2 separate regions of the Mus musculus genome follow, and region 2 is linked to region 1. The links are chromatin loops, found by intact Hi-C in ENCODE. Cell type or tissue: heart. All regions are shown on one strand. Each heading gives the region's core, and the rest is flanking DNA. Links, peaks and the distances in the headings are about the cores only.

Evidence for each region. Peaks named below come from ENCODE experiments on the same cell type or tissue, not always from the same donor. Only the 100,000 strongest peaks of a DNase experiment are listed, where the experiment ranks them.
Region 2: it touches region 1 in a loop (8-fold over the local background); 4 of 42 quality-filtered maps call a loop at or near these places.

What each region holds. Positions count from the first base shown.
Region 1 is chr1:36,302,802-36,313,678 of GRCm38, reverse strand. It overlaps Arid5a (AT rich interactive domain 5A (MRF1-like)), which reads right to left and starts at 5,946. Exons shown (of 7, transcript NM_001172205.1): 1 at 5,843-5,946. The coding sequence starts at 5,846. In heart, for the core only: a CTCF peak has its summit at 6,086; DNase peaks (open chromatin) are centred at 3,958, 5,088, 5,818 and 8,718; H3K4me3 peaks cover 2,085 bases; H3K27ac peaks cover 1,145 bases; H3K27me3 peaks cover 576 bases.
Region 2 is chr1:36,465,903-36,476,779 of GRCm38, reverse strand. Cnnm4 (cyclin M4) reads right to left here and starts at 5,183. Exons shown (of 7, transcript NM_033570.2): 1 at 3,695-5,183. The coding sequence starts at 5,087. It overlaps Gm33454 (predicted gene, 33454), which reads left to right and starts at 5,011. Exons shown (of 3, transcript NR_168706.1): 1 at 5,011-5,318; 2 at 8,246-8,421. In heart, for the core only: a CTCF peak has its summit at 4,980 (motif pointing right); DNase peaks (open chromatin) are centred at 5,229 and 6,499; H3K4me3 peaks cover 3,081 bases; H3K27ac peaks cover 1,516 bases.

The DNA of each region.
Region 1 (10,877 bases), core at 3,763-8,762:
CGGGTTCAATGACTTGCTGGGGTTATTGTCACCACTGGTAAAGTCCTCATAAGATGGCCAAATATGCTCACAGGGATGCTCATCCTAACTCTTGCCAGCATGTATAGTGACTTGGATACCCTCTCAGACAGCTACTGACATCCGATTCATGGTCAGTCTCCGGAAACCCTGACTGACAACTGTCTTCTCTTTTCTACCAATTCTCTGAAATGCCATGCCTCTGTCTTTACTTCTGTGACAGAGGAGAAAAGGTCCTGGGGGTTCTTTGCCACCTCTGGGTGACTCTCAAGTCGGATAACTAGATGCATCTCTCGCTCTGGCCTGAGCTTCTTCACACTCCTGTCTCCATCTATCCCTTAGTGTGACATAAAGATCTGGCATGTCACAGCACCTGGATTTCAAAAACTAAGACAGCTGGACCAAGACAACCTCACTGGGAGTACTTTAAGACTGATGCGTATGGCCTAAGTGAGGCTTCACCAGAATCTAAGGCTCCCAGCGGGCTGCAGGTGGACAGTCACCAATTTGGTGATTTCTACCGGTGATGTCCAGTTCATCTGGGATATGAACTCACTCAGGGAAAATCTGGAGAAGGGCACTCGAATTACCTGGAAAGGAAGTCACCAATCCAAACTGTTTGGCCCCAGATGGAAAAGGGGTCAGAGCTCCCGCCTTGATCCACAAAGGAAAAAACTCTATCACTGTGTCCTGAGTCCCCAAATGAACTTGGTGTCCATTCATTTCTGGCCACGCTATCACTCTCTCTGTCCCTGGCAGGACTTTCTGGGCTCCGACTTCTGCAGCTTTAGATGAGGGGACAGGGTATCCTTAGTCCTGTCTCTGGCAGCCTTAACCCCTCATTTCCCTCATCATTTATGGATATGGGTTCCAGGTAAATTTTTTTTTTAGATTTATTTATTTATGTTATTTATATGAGCACAGTGTAGCTGTCTTCAGACACACCAGAAGAGGGCATCAGATCCCATTACAGATGGTTGTGAGCCACCCTGTGGTTGCTGGGAATTGAACTCAGGACCTCTGGAAGAGCAGTCAGTGCTCTTAACCACTGAACCATCTCTCCAGCCTCCAGGTAAATCGTTCGTAGGAAAGGTCCTGCTATGAAACCCACAACTGTAGACTGAGACTGTGTCCCAGCCAGCCTGGCTCCTGCACCTCCTGATACAAGGCCCAAGCATGGAGTCGCAGGCTGGGTCCCACCTACAAGGGGTGAGGAGCGCTGGTGGCACTGGTGACCCCCATCTCTCAGGATCACCCCACCTGTAAGGCAGGAGAAAGGCACCTTCTCTATTTCACTGCTGCTGCTATGAACCAAGCCCTCGTGGACCTCAGAGCCTCTGTAAGATCCCTTCCCGGCCAGTCCTACGTCGTCCTACTTGTGAGCATAGAAGAGGGCTGGTGTCTCCAAAAGACAGTCTCTGCTTTCCACAGTATCATCCGCACAGGACTTTTCTATCCACAAAAACCATCATGATAATGGGGATTGAAGTTTTCCTGTAGCACATCTAGACTGTCCTCTGGTGTGACGTGTGAGGTAGGGGTCTGCCCATGTTCTCCTCCACAGCTCCAGTGGTTCCTAGTGCTGGCCTAGTGACACCCCTGTGGTGAATGAAGGCCTGCTTTCCCCACAATCTCACACATGACAGAAGCATGCCTGGGTTGTCCCTAGACTTTCTAGTCTGTCCCACTCACTCTGGTGCTCTGCGTCCACGTGTAGTTTTAGCTTCTGGAGCTCGATGAGAGAGTTCACCACACAGAGGTCAGGCCTGCCTCCCTTCAACATTCCTCTGTGGAGGACATAGGCACGGGTTCACAACCTGTGGGTCTCGACCCCTTTCACAGGGCTCGCCTACCAGAAAGACATCCTGCGTACTAGATATTTACATTACGAATCATAACAGTAGGACATGGGAGTTATGAAGTAGCAATGAAAATAACATTATGGTTGGGGGGGTCACCACGACATGAGGAACTGTGTGTGTTTTAAAGGGTTGCAACATTAAGAAAGTCAAGAAGCCACTGTTCTAAAGGAACAAACAACAACAACAACAAACAAACAAGAAACCCTCAATGGGATTTTGGTTGAAAAGCACTTAAATTGAGAAACAACTTTATCCCCGGTCTGCTCCTCCTGTACGATGGCAGGCCTTCCCTCCACAGCTCCCTGGGCTGCCTACTCCACCCTCTATACAAGGAGACCACAGTTTGACAGAGTCCCTTCCTAGGCCGCAGGCAGGTGGGCACAGGTACAGCAGGGAAGCTGCCGCAGCTCCTCATGGGTCAATGTCAAGGCTGTGTCAGGGGCAGCTCGGGCTGTGGATGCTAAGCTACAGCACTAAGGGCCGGGTCTCAGTCTCCCTTTCCAAACTTGCCGGTGTTTTCCAGCCATTCCTTACTTCTCTTTCTGCTAGCTATGGCTATGGCTCCACCAAAGCTCATCTCTCCAGGGCTCCCTGGGGCTGAGCATCTCTGCAGGCCTTACTGAATCATCTTCCTTTTAACAGATGTAATACTGGAGGCTCAGAGAAGTCAGACAACCTGCCTCAGGGTCACACAGCTTTCCAGTGGCAAAGCTGGGATTCTAAACTACAGAGGTCTGATGGTGCCAAAAGGCTGAACCCTAAGGTCTAGAGCTTAAATAGGGGAGGGAGACCTCGGCTGGCGCACTAAGCTCAGAGCGTATAAACTTCCCCACACAGCCTGAGTGGATCTGTACAGCCCCATCCCTTTGCTAATAAGAATAGGTCAGGGCTGGAGAGGTGGCTCAGCTGTTAAGAGCACTGACTGCTCTTCTGAAGTCCTGAGTTCAAACCCCAGCAACCACATGGTGGCTCACAACCATCTGTAACAGGATCTGATGCCCTCTTCTGGTATGTCTGAAGATAGCTACAGTGTACTCAAATACATAAAATGAATAAAATCTTTAAAAAGAAAAAAGAATAGGTCAGTGTGAACCATGGAGCCAATCAGGCCTTGAATAGAAAGGGGCAGAAGGTCTGCAGTGTGAATCAATGTGTCTGGCCTTGGAGTCTCCCAGGGCCCCATCACCTTGTAATAGAGGGTATCTATCACCTTATAACCTTTAAGGAAGGAAAATGTGTGGGACACTGCTGAGATTCTCTGAAGAAATGGTAACCTGCTGTCTGGGTAGACAAAGGCTATGTGTAAAAGGGGGAAGATGACAGTAGTGAGGGTCACCCTGCAGAGGAGTCACTGAGGCAGGGGGGTGGCTGTTGGGATATCAAGCAGCCCTGTAAGCCTGCCCCCTGCCCTTCCAGCCAATGAACTGAGATCAGTTGAAATTGTGCTGGACAAAGTGGGGGTGGGTGGGGAATATAGCACCACACAGGGATGCTGTCTTTGCTTGTTTTGTTAGTTGTTTGCTTGGGACAGTCTCTCTGTGTAGCCCAGCCTGGCCTTGAATGTAAGATTCCCTAGTGTTGGGACTATAGGCATACACCACCATGCCAAGCTGGGTGCATCTTTTATCACCTCCAGCACTGTTTCTATAGCTCTCTCCCCTTATCTGTGAGATGGGTGTGCTAGGCTCCATAGCCAGTATTCTAAGCAGAAGAAAGCAAGAAATGATGCTTCTCCCTACAGATCACCTCACTGACACCTGCCTGTCCCCACGTATCCGATTCTCCCTAGGGTGCTCCTGACAGACTGACCTAAGTATGTGGGAAGTGTGTACCTGATCTGAGACCACTGAGGCTCAGACAGGGTTCAAGGCTCACCCCCCTGAGCAGGCGCAGACACGGCTACCACTTTCCCTCCCTCTTCTTGGTTTGCTTACCCCAGTCACCCTTCTTGTGATGGCAAGGAAGTGACACTTCCTTTCATGAAAACTCACTGGCTGGGAACACTGCGTCAATTACAACAATAACGGCAACAGCAACCTCAATAACAACCAGTAGACACAGCCCCACCCCCTTGCCTGAGGTTGTTGGCTTAAGTTTCACTTAGCTCAAGCTGGAGAGGAAACAAAGACAGCCTTTGAAGCGGTCAGTCCACTCTATGGCAGAAGCCAACTGCCTGGCATTCTCCTCCTTGGGCTTGCTCCAGTAGGCAGTTTGGGGGGGGGGGGGGGACAGTCCTACCAAGAGCCAGCCTTGAGGACAGCTGGACAGGAGTCTGAGGATCCAGGACACAGCACCAGCCACAGCCCACCCTCAGCACCTCTGCCAAGCTCTGTTAGCGGCTAGAGACAAGCTGAGAGTCCTAGGGGCTGCATAAAGGCAGAGAGGGGTGTAGGGGCACCAGGTATGAGATTCCAGACTCCAACTGCCCTGAGAGAGCCCAAGAGATCCTACTCCTGGGAGGACTGAGTCTTCACCGCCCCACCCTTCATCCATACGTTTGATGAAAATTGCTCTCTCTATGTATCATTTCCGGTTTTCCCACCCCACCTATGCTGAAACAAGCTGCAGAGGTTGACTCAACAGAAGGCCAAAACCCCTACACAGGGAACTTCCGGACCTCACTTTTCCTTTCTCCTCCTCTCCTCACCCTAGCACGGTGCCTGCTACACTCGTCCAAGAGGCAATCTAGATCATTACAGATCAGCTTCCCACCGAGGGCAGCGGAAGGCCACTAGGAAAGAAGAGAAAGAGCAAGGAGTTTTTGAAGCCTGGTCCTCCCTCACTGTCAGACCTTAGTCTGTCTCTATGCCTCAGTTTCTCTGTAATAGAAGACGGGGTGGGGTATATAATTCTAGGCCATTCTGCCTCTGTCACTTCAAGTTCTAGGCCAAGCAGTCATTTAGGACACTAACTGCTGTAGAGACAGACCCTCTAGCTTAACATTCCTCACCCTCCCCTGCCCAGGCATCCATCCTCTTTAGACACTGAGATCCTTAGATTTGCATCAATTCCCAGCAGTGCCCGCGGGGCGGGGCAAGGAGCACCTGTTACACTCATCTGAAATGAAAGACTCTGCAAACTAGGGGATACAGCCTGAGCAGCACAATTTGGGATTAATTTGAGGCCTTCCCGGCCTACGGTTGGCCCCACTGTGCCTGTGGGTTAGGTGTGGGATGTGACCCCGGCCAGGGAGCAACGCCTGGGTAGTGAGTGCAAAGGGCCACAGATCGGTGGTGTGGTTGTGCCCCTAGTTCGCAATAAGAGCAAAGCCAAACTTGTTCGTCGCACTCTGGCAGCCTGAGCTTCTGCCCTCGGTCCACTAAACACCCCCAGTCCAGGGCCATCACCCTGTCCCTTTGAAGAGACCCGAGGGAAAAGAGGGAAACTCAGAAGATCAGGCGGGTAAAAAGAAACCGTCTTTCCTGCTGGGGGTTGGAAAGAAAAAGAAACAAAAAGAAAAAGGAAAGAGAAGAGAGAAGGAGCAGGGGATCTGAAGCGTGTGACCGTCAAACCATCAGCATGTCCCTTGGCAGAAAAGAGGAACCGTTGATTCTTCAAAGCGCATTGAGCAATTTCTTCAAAACCCGCGCAGTCACTTTCAGGAATCGCGGCCGCAGTGGGAAGCGCTGCGCGCGGCCCGGGCGCCTCGGTTTCTGAGAAGCGAAGCGCTGGGCTGGCACGGGGCAGGGAGGGGCCCGCGGCCGAGAAGCTGCTGCTGACAGCTGTCACAACAAATGGGCCCAGAGCAGCTCGAGATTGAAACCGCAGCAGGAAGTGTGGGCGGCTCAGTGAATTTCAGTCCAGACTCGGAGAGGAGAGTTTCGAGATAAACGCCTGGGAAGCCCCTGGCCGCCCCGACTTTCCACGAGAAGAGAGCACGCAGACATTCGGGTTACCCTGAGAGCCACGATCGCTCTGGGACCCCAGCCCTCTGACCCCGGCGCCGCCCGCCAGCCGCTTACCCATGGCCCAGCGAGAGCGCGCGTCGCTATGCAGAGACCCTCTACACGCACAGCCGTCCTGTCCCAGCGCTCTCGGCGCGACTGACTACCGGCGCCGCTCGACTGCCTCCTCCCCCGCGGACCCGCCCATGGACCCGCCCCCCCCCAGCGCTCTGGGCGCCCATTGGTGAATCCTATTTTCTAGAGCGGAGCAGACTCCGCCCCCTTAGACCCGAGGACGTCTGGGAGTTGTAGTGTGCGCCCACTTTGCAGCTAGGGGCTGATGTAAGAAACTCAAGAATCAACTGCTGTCGCATGTCTGTTGGTTTCCCTAGAGGCAAAACTAGAGTCTTAGAAAAACTGCCCGCTCTTTGTAGCTTGCCAAAGACTGGGTGGGGTTAAATAAAGTGCTTCTGGCTTTTACCTGAAGTGGTCCTGGCCGGTTCCATCCTTTCCAACTTTACACAGTAAGTACTGTTAGCCTACCAGAGGCCAATCTAGAAAGTCTGTGGTCCAGGCCTAATGCCCAAAATGCCCATGTCTACATATGTCATGTAGACTGAGTGAAAGCCACAAGATGGACCGTGCAAAGAGGAAGTGAACGAGTTGAGGGTGAATGTGGACAAGATTAGTAGAGAGAACAGTCATTTGGACCCGTGTGGGTTATAGAAGATGACGCTAAAACTTGAGATTTAAAAGCAGAAAGCCTTATTAGCTTGAACTCGAACTCTGTTCCTATTATGTAGTTAGTATCCCCGGAATCAAATTCTGTTGATTAACTATAATACTCATACAGCTCGGTGCATTTCATACCATCATTATCTTCATTATATAGAGCAAAACAGGCCTGGGTGATTAATTAGCTCATATTACTGGTCGGTGGTAGGGCTAGAGAATTGGGGCACAGAGGAAGGCTTCATAGTTAGCCCCCAACATTTTAGTGTTCCCCTTCACACTGAACAAATGGACAGTCTGCATTTGATGACTTTGACCCTCTGGGCTTTATCCATAAGCTCTGGAATGGCAGATCTGCAAGCTCAGCCTGGAGCAGACACCAGTGAGCTTGGTGGATAATTGTAATAAACCAGTGCTTGCCGATCTGGTAACAGGCAATATTGTGGTTGATATTTATTAACTGCTCAGAATAACGAGCAGAACAATGATTGTAACAGTGCCTCCCACATCCAAGATTACAAACCCCAGTCCACCCCAAGAGATCCAAGACTCTAGCAGAGATGCAATCTACCAAGAGATACCACCTGGAAACTTCACAGGCTTCTAGTCACTGTGTTCATTTGGTAAGGGTCGATTGGTTGGGTTAGCTACAGTGCCAGGTTAGGTATGGAGATCTGCACGCTGCCTTCAGTGTTGCAGTATAGACCATCCACTACCTCCTGGATTGGATACATCTATCAATGAGGCACTCACTACCTTTCAAAGCCACAGCTAATCCGACCTCTGAAAAGGAGGATCCTACCGTCCAGGCAGGAGAGCTCACTCTCAGGCAGTGCTGTTTGTGCAAAGCCTCAGCAAGTCAACACCTGTCTCGGGCAACCTGCGAACAATAAGATCTAAATTTAATTGTCTCCTGAGGCAACTCTTTGCAACAGAAAGTAATTTACAACAGCCAATAAACCCTGCTGAGGAATGATACCTCCATTTGCCTTCCTAAAAGCACAAACACTTCAGTTGCTCAAGCTTTACACACTCCTGCCCCAGCCCACAGCCACCGCCCTCCATCACTCTCCATCCATAGAACACCAGCTCAGGATAGCGTGAGCATTCATCAGTGCTTCCATGGTTTGGTTGTCTCTCTGGCAGCCTCCAGAAGAAAAACAAAACACCATTAATGCATAAATACATTCTTCCTGGAAAAGGCATTGAGAATAAATCAGTCCTCTCTGACTCCGCTCCAAATCCAGTTCCCTCCCTCTCCTTATCAGATTGGATAGTCTTTTGGAATGCTCCTTACTTGTTTTCATAAATATATGTATTCATGGTATGGTAAAACATGTAACTTTGTTTAATGTGTGTGGGGTTTTTTTTTGTTTTTGTTTTCTTTTTAAAGATTTATTTATTTATTATATGTAAGTACACTGTAGTTTTCTTCAGACACTCCAGAAGAGGGTATCAGATTTCGTTACGGATGGTTGTGAGCCACCATGTGGTTGCTGGGATTTGAACTCGGGACCTTCGGAAGAGCAGTCGGCGCTCTTAACCACTGAGCCATCTCACCAGCCCTGTTTTTGTTTTTCGAGACAGAGTTTCTCTGTGTAGCCCTGGCTGTCCTGGAATTCATTCTGTAGACCAGGCTGGCCTCGAACTCAGAAATCTGCCTGCCTCTGCCTCCCGAGTACTGGGATTAAAGGCGTGTGTCACCACTGCCCGGCTAATGTGTGTGTTTTAACTTATATAATTCTGATTGTTTTTGCCCTTGATTATCTGAATCCTGCTGAGAAAGTTCTGTATCTCTCAGAGGATTATTGGGGAGAGACTTAACTAAGGCTACCTTCTAATGCTGCATGCTGGTCTCTCTCTCTCTCTCTCTCTCTCTGGACCAGACCTTGGGGGTGGATCTCACCCTGAAGCTTGCAGGCCCTGAGAGGTTCAGTAAGTTGCTGGAAGTCACGCAGGAAAGTCAGTACCACGATTCATCTGAGACCTTCAAAGCTGTTCAGCGATCTCAGAAAACAGGACAAGCAGCCTCCCCCCATCACCCCCCCTCCCCTTCCCTGCTCTGTTTCTGCTCTGTTCCCAGGCTCAGCAGTTGCAAAATGCCTCTAGGGCCTTGTTTTCAATGGGGGAATGAAGTGGGGGAGTATTTTTAACTGTTGGCCGGCCCTGCCTTGCTCCCCACCCCCTGTGCTAGCTGTCCAGGAAAGGCTAGATTCACAGTGGCATTTGCAACTCATGGAAAACAACAAATGCTTGAAATAGACCGTACCCGAGCCCGGGAATGGAAAAAATGGGCTCATGGTTTCAAATGCGTATTTTAGAAAGAGACAAGAATAGCTTTTGGCCTTTGGGGACGGGGTAGGGATGAGCTGGGCGATTCTGGGATAGGGCTGTGTCCCAGATCACCAAGGGACAATTTCCTAGGAGAAGTATGGTCACTGTCTCCAGGGTGCTTAAAAGCAGGTACTCCAACCCATCTCTGCACCTCCCAAATGAATCTGGTGCAGCTTCCTGTGTTGGGTTAGTGCTGGTTTGGGGGCTGGGGGCTCCCTGGCTCTCTCCCCACCTAACAGAAACTCAGGTTACTGAACTTCCTGCACCTGAAAGGTGACAGTTGAATCCTCTTGGGGTAGGGAAGAATTTGGGGTTTTCATCTGCACTCATACATAGCCCAGATGTGCAACCTTGTGAGAGTTGTTTAGTTTCTCAGAGACATGAGTGACTTATCAGAGAAGATGCTGTGCCAGTCCATCCATCCATCCATCCATCCATCCATCCATTCATCCATCCATCCACCTGTCCATCCACCCATTTTACCAACTTGTGTTCTGTGAATTAGCACCAAGGTAGACACAGTCAGTCATAGCCACTAATGGACAGCAAAGAGGGCGTTGGAGAATCAGCATGCTCTCTCCATCAGACTCCCACCCCCATCCCCATGTCTTCCCCAGCATGTCACCTGGTCCCTACAAAATAGGCACTGTATTTGTCCCCAGAATACTTTTGGGACATTGAGGAACAGTGAGCAGCAGATGCTATACAAGTTCATGCTTAGCCATAACTGGAAGAAGTAAGGAATGGTTGACTATACGCCTGGTTCTAGGAACAGGGCAGCCAGACTTTGGTTCCTTGTGTCATAGTTTGTCACAAAGCAATAAGTCTAGACTGGGAGTCAGTACAAAATGCACTGGAGAAGGATTTCATTTCGATCCTCTTTGAAGGCTCTTGACTGTTCCTCCCATTTGACAGGTGGATAAACTGAGACACATCTCACTTCTCTGACTTCTGCTCCCACCTAACCTTAATGCTAGCAGTGCAGGGATGGGGAGTGATGGGGGTGCTCCCAGAATCAAAAGAGAACTCCAACTCCCAGGATGCCTTGCTAGAAGGGGGAGTGTAGGGGTGGAGTTGCCATTCACTGTAATTTCTTGGCATTGGGAGGGAAGGGGGGGGGTCTGCGGGAGGTGTGTTTGTTGGGGGGGGGGGGCGTGTGCAAAAGTAAAAAGAATCAAAGCCTCAAGCGTCACGTCTAGGAATAGCCTCGGAGCTGGGCCAAGTCATTATCGACGATGAGTAATCCGGTTAAGTCATTTCTCTAAACACCATTCCTTGTAAGAGAATTAAAATATCAGCTTACATCAGAGCGGGAGAGGCGCGCCAGGAGCTGGAGCGACTAGCGGGCTCCGCGCTCCGCCTGCCCGGGAGGGGAGCGGAGCGGAGCCGCGTGCCTGGGCGCTGCCAACCAGGGCTGGGCTTCCGCCGGGCGAGAACCAGCGGATGGGGGCGGGAGCAGCAGGTCAGGCCTCAGTTTACCCTGCTATTAAGGGGCTCAGGGAAAGTTTGACGGCCTGCGGGGGCACGGAGCAGGGTTTCCGCCCCCCTTGCCCCCCCCCCCAGCTCCTGTCCCTGGTTCTAGTCGCCCCCGAGAGTTTCAGGGACAAGTGCACAGTGAAAGGCTAGAAACCGAGAAGGGTCCCCAGTCCTCTGCTGTGTGTGCCTTTGGCTTTGATTTTCATCTTTTCTCTCACCCTAGTTGCTTCTGTGCCCTACCTGCCTTGTGTTACACTGGCTTGTGAGGAGGATGAACTCTAGCAGCATCCTTAGAACCTTGATGACCTGGGGAGTGTGGGCGACCCAGAAGCAGCACCCCCACCCCCACCCCCCCACCACGTAGCCTCTAATTTCCAATTGTGTCACAACAAGGCACAGGTTTGGTCTCACCTTCCAATGGTCCTAACCCTAACATTTGGCACCTAAAATCTCTGGTATCCCTAGAGACTTCCCCCTGGCTTCTAGTTCCAGGCAATAATTAAGGCTAGCAAGACTATCCCAGACCTAAATCCCTTGTAATGATTTGGTTTGGCTTTTTTAAATTAATTAA
Region 2 (10,877 bases), core at 2,314-7,313, 160 kb before region 1:
TGCGTCATTCATGACTCTGCCTTAGCGCTTGTAAAAGCATCTAAGGGGAAGTCAGATGGAAACTGGCCTAGGAGTCACTCGACTTTCTCGTTTCAGGATTCCAAGCTGGGACAAACCCACTCCCAACACCCAGTACTGCAAACAGTTTTAGGCGAGGTTCCAGTAGAAGGGCCAAGGTTCAAACTCCGTGAATCTGGGTGGCCTGGATTAACTGGCATGTCTTCATGCCAAACACAGTCTTACTCCTGAGGGCCCCTAGAACCTCTACTGAATGTGGTAAGAGGGCTCAAAAGCATCTAATGTTAACTGTCTTGAGGCAGGAAGCAAGATTCTCTGCTTTAATCCTAGGGGAGTTCAAGCTCCCCGCACCCTGTGCTGTGCAGGGCATTTCATGATCCATCTTAATGAGGGAGGCTGGGTAAAACCTCCTAGGGCCAATGATGGCTTAGCAGCGGGCAAAGGGGCATGACTAGCAATGGGCCTTGAATGTCACACTCAGAGCCCCAAACTCTTCATGCCTGGAATCAAGACACACACACACACACACACACACACACACACACACACACAGAGCTTTTCCTGGTGCACACTGAGATGTGGCAGAACCTCACTTAGCCTTCTCATAAATGTCTCATAATTCTGAAGCTTCTAAAATAGCAATAATTTTCTCCCAAATCTGACAAGTCCTTTATTCATTTATTCATCCACTGGGTAATATTTTATTGAGGCCTTACTGTGTGCCAAGGGCCATACCAGAGCTATCGACACAACCATCGGAGCACAGCGCCTGCCCTTTGGATCTTATATTGTACTGGGTGGAGACGAGGGCTTGGCAAACCACAGAGCCCCTGAGCTGAGAAGGAAAACGGAGCACAAGGGAGAGGGCTGGGAAAGTCAAGAGAGATGTTGGGGTTACAGGCTTAAATGGGGTGACAGCAAGGTCTCATAGAGCCAATGCTGAGGAGGCAGATTAGGGAGGGAAGCCACACTGACTCTCTTGGAGAACAGTTAGGGCAAAGGCCCCAGAGCTGGGAGTGCCGAGGTGTGTTTAAGGAACAGGAAGCCTCAAGCAGCCTGGCAGACAATCATCCATTCATTTGTACAACTAACGTTCACCGAGGCCCCATCTGTTGGCCAGGCCTGCAGTGGTGAAAACCAGTAAGGCAGGGCCCCACACTCATGGAACTTGCAAAGCTGGGGAGTGGGGATTAAAGAACCTGGTTTTAAAAAAAAAAAAATTACAGATGTAGGCTTAGGGCACACACCTACAATCCAGTCCAGCCTCAGCTCCAAAGTAAGAAAGCTGACTCAAAAGAAAACAAACCTCAGGCCGACAGACAGAAAGGCTTCAGCCAGTCAGGCTTCCGGCAGAGTGAGGTCCAGAGCCATCATACAGTTTGGGGGTGAAAGATCCAGCAAAGACCCTGAAACATGCCACCCTGTCTGGCATAACGCTGGTGAGCTGCACTTGTTCCTTGTTAATAACAAAAACAGAAGAGCCTTCCAGACACTAACTTTGGAAAGAAAATCTTAGAAGCTGTAAGATGCACACTAGGCATGCGTCACAGCCTGGGCAGCGTCAGACTAGGGGTAGACCCCAGATGGAAAGACCCAGGAGAGCCCACTCAGCGGGAGGGAGGCACGGGCAATAGCAAGACACCTCTGTGATAATTTACTAAATTAAAACTGGTCTCCTAAATCCTCCAGATCAGGAAGGCACCACACATGGCCCAGGGTCTGTCCATAAGGAGTGACCACCGTGTCACACTCTCATCTCCCTGACCCCCAGGACAGACTGCTCCTGCTTTTCCGTGAACTGCTTGGGCTCCACACTCTAAGGCCTGGACTCGGGCCACAAGCCTCTGTCAAGGAAAGTCTGGTGGACCAAACTGTGGGGGTAGGGCTCAGCCCAGAACAACTCTGGCCTAAGAGATGCCAGCTCTGCTTTTCCAGCTCAGTGAAGGACACTTCTTCACAGGACAGAGTAGAGTCCAAAACCCAGACCCTGCACTCTCCCACAGAACAGAGGTCATCCCTGCTGATCAAGAGCTGGACACCAAGTTAAGCCAATTCATACTAGTTGGATCCAGATCTAACCAAACTGATGGGGAGGTACTGGTGGGTATATCTGTCACCAGAAAACCACCTCAGACCACAGAGGCAGGTAAGAAAGAAGCTGTCATGGGAGTCCTCACCAGGTTCCAAATGAAGCCACTGCAGAGAAATTTTCAGGTTCCCCAGTTGCAAGATGGGAGTCGAAACACAGTCCCCAATGTTTCTACTCAGACTCCGAGCAAAACAGGTTCCTGGGTCTATACCACTAAATCTCCTTCCATGCCACCCAGACTATCTCTGTCCTGGTTTACAGTCCTCAAGATGCCCTCAGCTGCTCTGATGCTGAGATCTGTGTAGAAAACTTCAAAGGGAGAGCACCAACCTGCCTCCTTGGCCTTGACCCAGACCCAAGTGCACCTTCTGGTAAGGCCATCTCTTCTCTCCTGATCCCATTTCAAGACTGTCCACCACCTTCCAGTTTCAGAAATGACCCCGGACTTATCCACAACTAGTGGTTCCCAGCTTGAGCCTTTGCCAGAGACAGCTCTACATACAGGAGGATGGTTGGGTCTAGGATTATGAAGCAAGGTCCCTACAGAACGAGCTTCGGGGTCTTCTCTAAAGAGTCGCCCTTTCTTCCTCCTCACCTCCTTCAGCCTAGGAGGGTTTCACTTGATAACCTTGTTTCACAGCTACTTTTGAGGGTTTCAGAGTAGAAGAGGGAAGAAGTCTTTGTTGGGAATAAGGCAAAGGGTGTGTGCCCTGTCTGAGCTTGGAGGCTGGGGAGTAAACCCTCTTAAGTGCCTACCTACCTGGGAGCTAGCCAAGCACACACGAGAGAGCACACACAGAGCAAGGGCCCCTGAAGACTGGGAGTTGGGGGCAGGTTTATGTTTGGCTCTTGGGAAAGATGGAACAATAACCAAAGCTTGCTCTCCACGCTTCTGCTAAGCAGCGGGAACTGCACGTTGGCACTGTTCTGAGTTGGGAGCCGAGGAGAGACCTCCCAGTTTTGCTTGTGGGCTGGAGGGTGACTGACGGTTCTACCCTGGTGAGGACACACAGTTCCAAACCTGGAACAAACTCGGGGGGGAAAAGTGTGCAAAACTCCAACCCGTCCCCTGATGGCCATGGACCAGCAGAGCCAGAAGGTCCACTAGACAGAACCACCTGCTGAACCACAAGCGAATCCTTGGCTTCCTCACAAGAGGGGTGTGACCCAGGCCCAAGTCACTTCATCTTTTAAGATTCCCCTCAAATGTGCCTTCCCCTGTGACAACATCCTCAGCTCCCTGGCTACTTCCCCACCCACCCAGGAGGCCTGGTGGCTGCCTCATTTCAGGCATGAATGAGCCTTACCCTGTCTCCCTTCACCAGCTCCAGACAAGTGTATCTCCTTCAGCTTTGATTCAACTAAGCACAGAACACAGTGCCTGGCAGAAGGCAAAGGCTTGAGAACCGCTTCTGCTGCGCCTGATAACGTTCACACCAGAAGCATAGGAAGCCATGGACAGGGGGACCCAGAATAAATCGCACAAACAGAAGAGTAAAACCTGCAGACAGAGAGCATGCAGGGGATGCTTCAGGGGAACGAGAGGTATCAAAAGGACATTTAACCAGGAGCTACACCAGTCCTTACCCTTCTTAAATTCCTCTAGCATGGCATCCAGCTTGGTGTCATGAAAAACAAAATGTACCGGGTGGTTGTAGAAGCGAGTGATGGTCTTGAGCGGGGTGCAGTCATCCGGGTCAACAAAAGCCAAGTCTTTGACATACAGGATATCTACAATATTGGATTGCTCATCTTCAAACACAGGAATGCGAGTGTAGCCACTCTCCATAATCTCCGACATGGTGTTGAAGTCCAGAATGGCATCACTGCGGATCATGAAGCAGTCGTGTAGCTGGGTCATGATATCCTCCACAGTTTTGGTCCTTAGTTCCAGGGCACCCTGGATCATATTTAACTCCTCCTTCACCAAGTCATTATAGGGCTCTGTCACCTTCAACATCTCCATCAGCTTCTCCCGATTGTAAACAGTGCGAATCTCCTGACCTAAGACGAAGTCCAGGAGTTTGCTAATGGGGAAACTCAAGGGAAAAGTGAGGAGCATAAAGACTTTGGTGAGAACAATAGTGTTGGCACCCACAGCCAGCCCGTGCCGGGAGCACAGGGCTTGAGGTAAGATCTCCCCAAAGATGACAATGCCAATGGTAGAGGAGGCCACTGCCATGATGCCAGACCCGATGAGGTTGTCTAGAAGGATGGTGAGGGAGGTGTTGACTAGCACGTTCCCCAGGAGCAGCGAGCAGAGCAGGTAGTTGCCCTTGCGCCTGATGGGCTCTATCTTGCGAGCATACTTTCTCTCCTTCTCAGTTCCACAGTTCTGCACGATGCGCAGCTCCATCGGGTCCAGGGCCATAAGCCCCAGGTTGAGGCCAGAAAAGATGCCCGACAGCACCAACAGCACCATAACGAGAAGGATGTGCAGCCAGAGCGGCAGAAACCTCCCATGCTCCTCCACCATGAAGAGCAGGGAGTCCTTGTCCGTCCATCTGGTCCAGGGCCCGTCGGCCCGGGGCCGGGTGCACAGCGCGTACAGCTTCATGTTCTCGCTCCTCCGCAGGAACTTGGTAATCACCACTAGCATCCCCGACGTGTTCCCGCGGCTCACGTTGACCAGCCGCTGGACCACTAAGTCCTTGGTGAGCTCCAGGCAGTTGGTGGAGTTGTGGACCGCCTCGGCGTCGTCCACCTCGGTGAAGGAGATCAGGTTGCTGGAGATATCGCCCAGGCTGTGGCCATAGAGCCTCAAGTTCACCGTGCTGCCCTCGGACACGAAGATGATGCCATCCGGGTTCATCCCGCACGACTTGTTGCAGCTCGCTAGCCTCATGCCTAGGATCACGCTCTGCTGGGGGCTGCTCTGGCCGCTGGCCGCCCGCGTCCATAGCAGCAGCAGCGCAGCCAGGAGGAGGCGCCCTCGGGCCGGCCAGCCGTCCCGCCGCCCGCCCCCGCCCCCCGGCGCCATGTTGCTCCGGCCCCGCCGCTGCCCGCGCCCCGCCGCGCGCCTCACTCGGCGCCTCCGCTCCTGCCCTCCTGCCGCTCCGCTGCCGCCGCGCCAACTGCCCCAGCCGAGGACCTGACGTCAGACCGCGCCCCGCCCGCCCCGCCCCGCCGCCCCACGCCCCTTATTTGCATGCGATGTCCCGCCCCTACCCACGGCTCGCGCGCCCGGCTTAAGGAGGTCTGCGCCCTTAAGGTAGAACGGCGCGGGGCGAGCGCGGGAGCCCGCAGCGGGGGTGCGCCCAGCCAAGCTTCCGCGCGGCACCGGGCTTCTCCCGCGCTCCTCCTTAGGGAGCCCGGCTCCCAAGCCCCACGCGCTCGGTTGCTTCCGGGTCCCCTGCACTCTGTCGCTCCGTTCTGGGGCGGGTGGTGCTTCTCCGCGGGCACAGCGAGAAAAATGCATTTCCTGGTTTAGAAAAAGAAAAGGGAACCTGAGGGTTCAGGCTGGCGTTACAGCCTCCTTACTTCTGGGATTTTCGTTGACCTTGACCCAATGCCAGAAATAGGTTGTCACTGCCCCCGAAGTCCCCCAGCCCACTCCTCGGTTCTGTCTAGACCCCTAAGGTGCTGAGGGACCAGGCTCTGACCTAGGTTTTTCACCTGTCATTTCTATTTAGGGATGAGTTTTCATTGAACATGTACTCTTGTTTCATACTCTAACGATACGGCAATGAACAAGCCAAAATTCTTGCACATCTTTAGTTTACAGCCTATCATCAGAAAAATGGCAGTAAACAAGACAAGCCATACGGGGGCAGGAGGGGGAGCGCAATAAGCAAGTAAACACACACAGGAACACTAAGTGTTTTACTTCTTACAGATGCAAATTTTGAACCTAGGCACAAAATCCTAGGCCTTTCAGATCTTCACCGTTAATCCTAGTCCCTGTCTGTAAATGGCGGTAAGAATGACTGGTTTTTTTTTTTTTGTTTTGTTTTTGTTTTTTGTTTTTTGTTTGTTTTTTTTTTTTTTTTTTTTTGAGACAAGGTCTTACATAGCCCGATATGGCTTTGAACTCTTCAAATCTGAGGCTGACCTTGAACTCCCGATCCTATGTCCATTACCTCCCAAGTGCAGGGTTTACAGATATGCACCACCATGCCTGGATTGATTTTATTGTTTAGTTATGGTTTTAGTTTTTAATTTGACGGCAGGAAGAGTGATAACACAGCATCACCTGGCTAAGCACGTGAGAACAACTGGCTTACACACCGAATATGACATAACAACTCTCTGTGAATAGTCTTTGCCTGTGTAGTAATAGTTGTTGCTGCCTGCTCTTTCAGGACCATACCCTTAACCCCAAATTGTGGTGACTGGCCAGCTGAGGCAGCTGCTTGTGGAAATGAACTGAGGGGTGGGGCTGCTGTTCTAGCCTTGAGATCACTGCTTCCTGGTCAGCCCCACTTGGATGTCATCCGGCAGCTATGAACTCAGTGTGTGGGGATGACCACAGCTATCCACCCACAGCTGTCCACCCTGTGAAGGGCAGGACACGGATGACAAACATCCTTACCTCAGTTGCAAGAGCTATACTAAGCACAAGGCCTGGGTTGACCCCTGGGTCTCCCAGCAGGGCTTCTCCTGGCCCTAGAGACACAGTCCTTCTCTATGTCTCTGTACAAACCCCTGTGTTTATTTTTACTTTGGTACACAGCCTGCCAATTAAGGCAACAATCAATACCAGCAGCAAAAATCCAAACATAATGGAACACTCATGCAGTGTTGTGGGGGAGGCTGGGTAGCAGAGGCTGACTTAATGCTCTGGCATTGTGCTGGTGGGTTCTGTAAACAGCCAGCTGGAGGAAGTTCCTTGTGAGGAGGTGCCTCACCTTACACACACACACACACACACACACACACACACACACACACACACAGAGTGAGGCCAGAAGACCAGCTTTTTAGTGAACAGTACCCTCAGGAGTTGGGCAATTGCCCCCTCCCTGTCTTTGACAACCCAGAAGAGCCGCCCGGATTGTTTGACAGCAACCCCAGGTCCCTGGAAGCGCCTATCAGGCCTCATCATCATTCCAGAGGCTATTTTCATTTTGCCCTTTTCGGGTCTGTATTTACTCGTGCTCTATAGGTAGGCACTCAATCTAAGCGACAGAAGCCAACAAAGGAAAGAAAAATAAGTGTTTGAGCCACTTGGCTTGGAAGTCGAAGGGAAGGAGCAGGGAGAGAAAAGCAAGACAGAACAATGGTTGCTAGATAGGAACAGAAACGGGGTCTGTTAAAGTCAAGTTAACTCACAGTTGGATTCCCAAAGGAGAATAAGAATAGACTCCTTGAAGTAAGTGAAATTCAGGGCTGGAGAGATGGCTCAGTGGTTAAGAGCATCTGTTGCTCTTGCAGGAGACCCACAGGAGACAAGCTCAGTTTTCAGCACCCACATGGTGACTTATAACAGTCTGTAACTCCAGTTCCAGAGGATCCAATACCTTCTGTCCTCTGAGGGAACCGGATACACACATGCTATGCATACACACATGCTATGCATACACACATGCTATGCATAAACACATGCGGACAAAACCTTCATACACATAGGTAAACAATAGTTAATAAACAGTGGTAATGGTAATGTAAGAGGTATTGGAGGACGTCAGACTTGTGGCTCAGGGGCTGTGGTTGTCATCCTGCCCCTCTAGGTAGGGTATCTATCTGCCATACTTTCTCATTAAGTAATATTAAGAAAGAATCTAGGCAACCTGGATGGGCACACAGCTCACAGCAGCTAGGCTGTGCGAACAGAGAAACGTCCGTTTTGGAGGACAGGGAAAGGCACCAGTCTTCTCTCTCTCTCTCTCTCTCTCTCTCTCTCTCTCTCTCTCTGTGCCAAGTCCTTACTCATCTGAGTTGCCTCCTTTTGCAAGTAAGGGGTCTGAGTAAAGGTTCTCTTTAGGTGATGAGTGATTGACACTCTCCAGTCATGAGGTCCTTGGTCCTGAATGGCCCTGTCTGAGTGTAGTACAGGGCAGTATGTCTACCTCTCCCACTGTCTTCTTAAGAGGGTTCACTCCTTGTCTTGTCCCTGGTACCATGTTAATACTGGGGTCTGAATCGGCAAACGAGGATCTAACTCTTCCAAGCTAGGTTCTTAGTCTCTTCACCTTCTAGGTTCCCAAGATGGAGGAGCTGTGGGCAAAGAAGCAGCCTTTCTGTTCATGCCCAGAGCCTAAGCCCTGCCCTGAACCCACACTGGAAGTCTGTTGGGGCTTGTGTGGGCCCTGGAGTGGATAGTCTGGCTGTGGACTGTGGATGCATTTATCAGGGGATGGTGCAAGCCATCATCGGTATGTATAGCCCAGCCTGTGCACTTAGCCCTCACATAAGCCTACATATGTTATTTGGACATGTCCAAGCCATTTGCATTGTCCCACGAGGACAGGGAGAAGTGAATCTTCTTCCCTGTACAGGAGTACAAAAATAGGCCAAAAATTAGCCAGCTCAAGTCCCAACTCAAAGCATCCCAGCAAGGGTGGGCGTGGGGACCTCATTGTAGAAAATGTCAAGAGTAAAGTAAATGATGCTAAAACATCAGGTGGGAGGGGCCAGACCGAGGAGTGTCTCAGGCAGGAATGCCAAGCCTCAATTGGGTAAGTAGGCTTCAAAGGTCCCTGGGGCACCTGGCGTGGTACTCTCCTTGGGAGCGGAACCACAGAAAGATGGACGCCCCTGTGTTGGTCAGAGTTTTGCAGCAGTACTGGAGGATGTCGCCTGCCGAAGGCCCATGAGGCCTTGGGTTCTGTGTGCCGTGTGCGATGATGTTCAGGTCTTCGCAGGTTATAGCAAGAATTCAATAGATGTGTTTGGTGACCACATGAGACAAATGCTTTTTTGAGAGAACACGCCCTTACTCCTTGCTTGGGGCGGGGGGGGGGAGACTCTATTTGTATATACAGTCAAAGTATTTTGACCACATCTACTCCCCCTGGACCTCTAACCTACAACTTCATCCCCCGCCCCTTTCCTAAGCCACTGAGTCTGATTGGTGCTGCTCATACAGAGTGTGGGGCGGAGCTCCATGGGCAGGCAACCAGAGGCTGCACTCACAAAGAGCATTTACTGTTGCTTCCCTGCCAGCCAGCTATCAATAGCTTCTCATCTAGGGCTGGAGGATTTTAGGAGCCTGTCCCTCTATCTATTCTGAAAACTTGATTGGCTCCATCTAGGGCGGTGACCACAACCACTCTTAGTTGCTCTTAGTTCTTGTGAGTGTAGTGGCCATGGCTTGCCCAGAAAACAGCTCTGCTCTCTGCCCTCCGCTCTTCATTCCTTTTCTGGCCACTGCTCTTCTGAGATGTCCTCTGAACCTTGATGGTGCTTATGGAGGAGAGAGGTGTTAGTATAGATGTCCGATTCAGGGCCAAACATTCAGATATGCTCACTGTCAGCATTTTGACTACTTAGGTCCCCTTGCAAAAAGAAGCATCTCCAACCAAAGGGGAGAGCAGCACAAATCCATGACTATACATATAAATATTTAAAAGGCAGTTTGGCAACATGGTCATTTAGCAAAACAATAATAGCAGGTTCCTCCCCAGATGCCTTCATTTACTTTTTTTTTTTTTCTTTTTAAAATCACTGTGTGTCTCCATCGACCCCTGGCCACACAGATCTCCCTTTTCTCCAGAGCGAGATCCATAGAATGATGGGGAAGGAGAGAGAAGCTGAGAGAAAGGTCATGTAGGACTGAACAAGATCCCATCTGGGCACTTTGGCCTCTGTGGGGAAGAGAGAAAGGAAGCCAGAGGCAGTGATGCTGGGTAGAGGTAAACTGGAACAGTCTTCACAGAACAAAGGGGTCAGAACTTGGAAGTCTTAGAAAATCAGGAAGAAGGCCGGGCGTGGTGGCGCACGCCTTTAATCCCAGCACTTGGGAGGCAGAGGCAGGCAAATTTCTGAGTTCGAGGCCAGCGTGGTCTACAGAGTGAGTTCCAGGACAGCCAGGACTATATAGAGAAATCCTGTCTCGAAAAACCAAAAAGAAGAAGAAGAAGAAGAAGAAGAAGAAGAAGAAGAAGAAGAAGAAGAAGAAGAAGAAGATGAAGAAACAAAGAAAGAAAGGAAGGAAGGAAGAAAATCAGGAAGAGAGAAGACTACCTACTATTCAGTATCCAGGAGACCCCCAAATTCTGCTTGTCCAGAACCCCTGTGAAGGGCACCAGGTTACGTGGATCCAAGGGTCTCCACAGACCCCAGCTGGGATTCATCACTTCCCACTTCTGTCCCCAACCACATACACACTGGAATACCCACTGTTCCCAAGTCTGGCTACCCAAGCAAGACTGTTTTCTTCTGCCTCTGAAAACACACAAAGATTGTCTGTCTGTCCCTTTCTTTTGATTCTTTGGGCTAGAGATCAAAGCTAAAGTCTTTTACTTGTGTGGCAGATGTGTTCTAGCATTGAGCTACATCCCTAGCTCTGTATACGCCCTTGAAGCAAGTCCTAGGTAAGACTGTGATCTAATTGTCACCTGTCCAACAGGTTGTCTTTTTATTTGTTTGTGGCAGGGTCTTGCTGTGTTGTAATCCAGGCTGGCCTTGAACTCAGTGTCCTCCCTATTAAGCTCTTGAGAGCTGGCATTGCAGGCATGTGCCAACACACCCACCTCTTCAAGGTGAACACACAGGGCTTCGTACACATAAAGAAATGCTCTACCACTGAGCTATGTCCCTAGCCCTGACCTTTTTGTATTGTAAGGGATTAGCTAGGGATCACTAGAGAAAACGGAAGACCAAGATAACA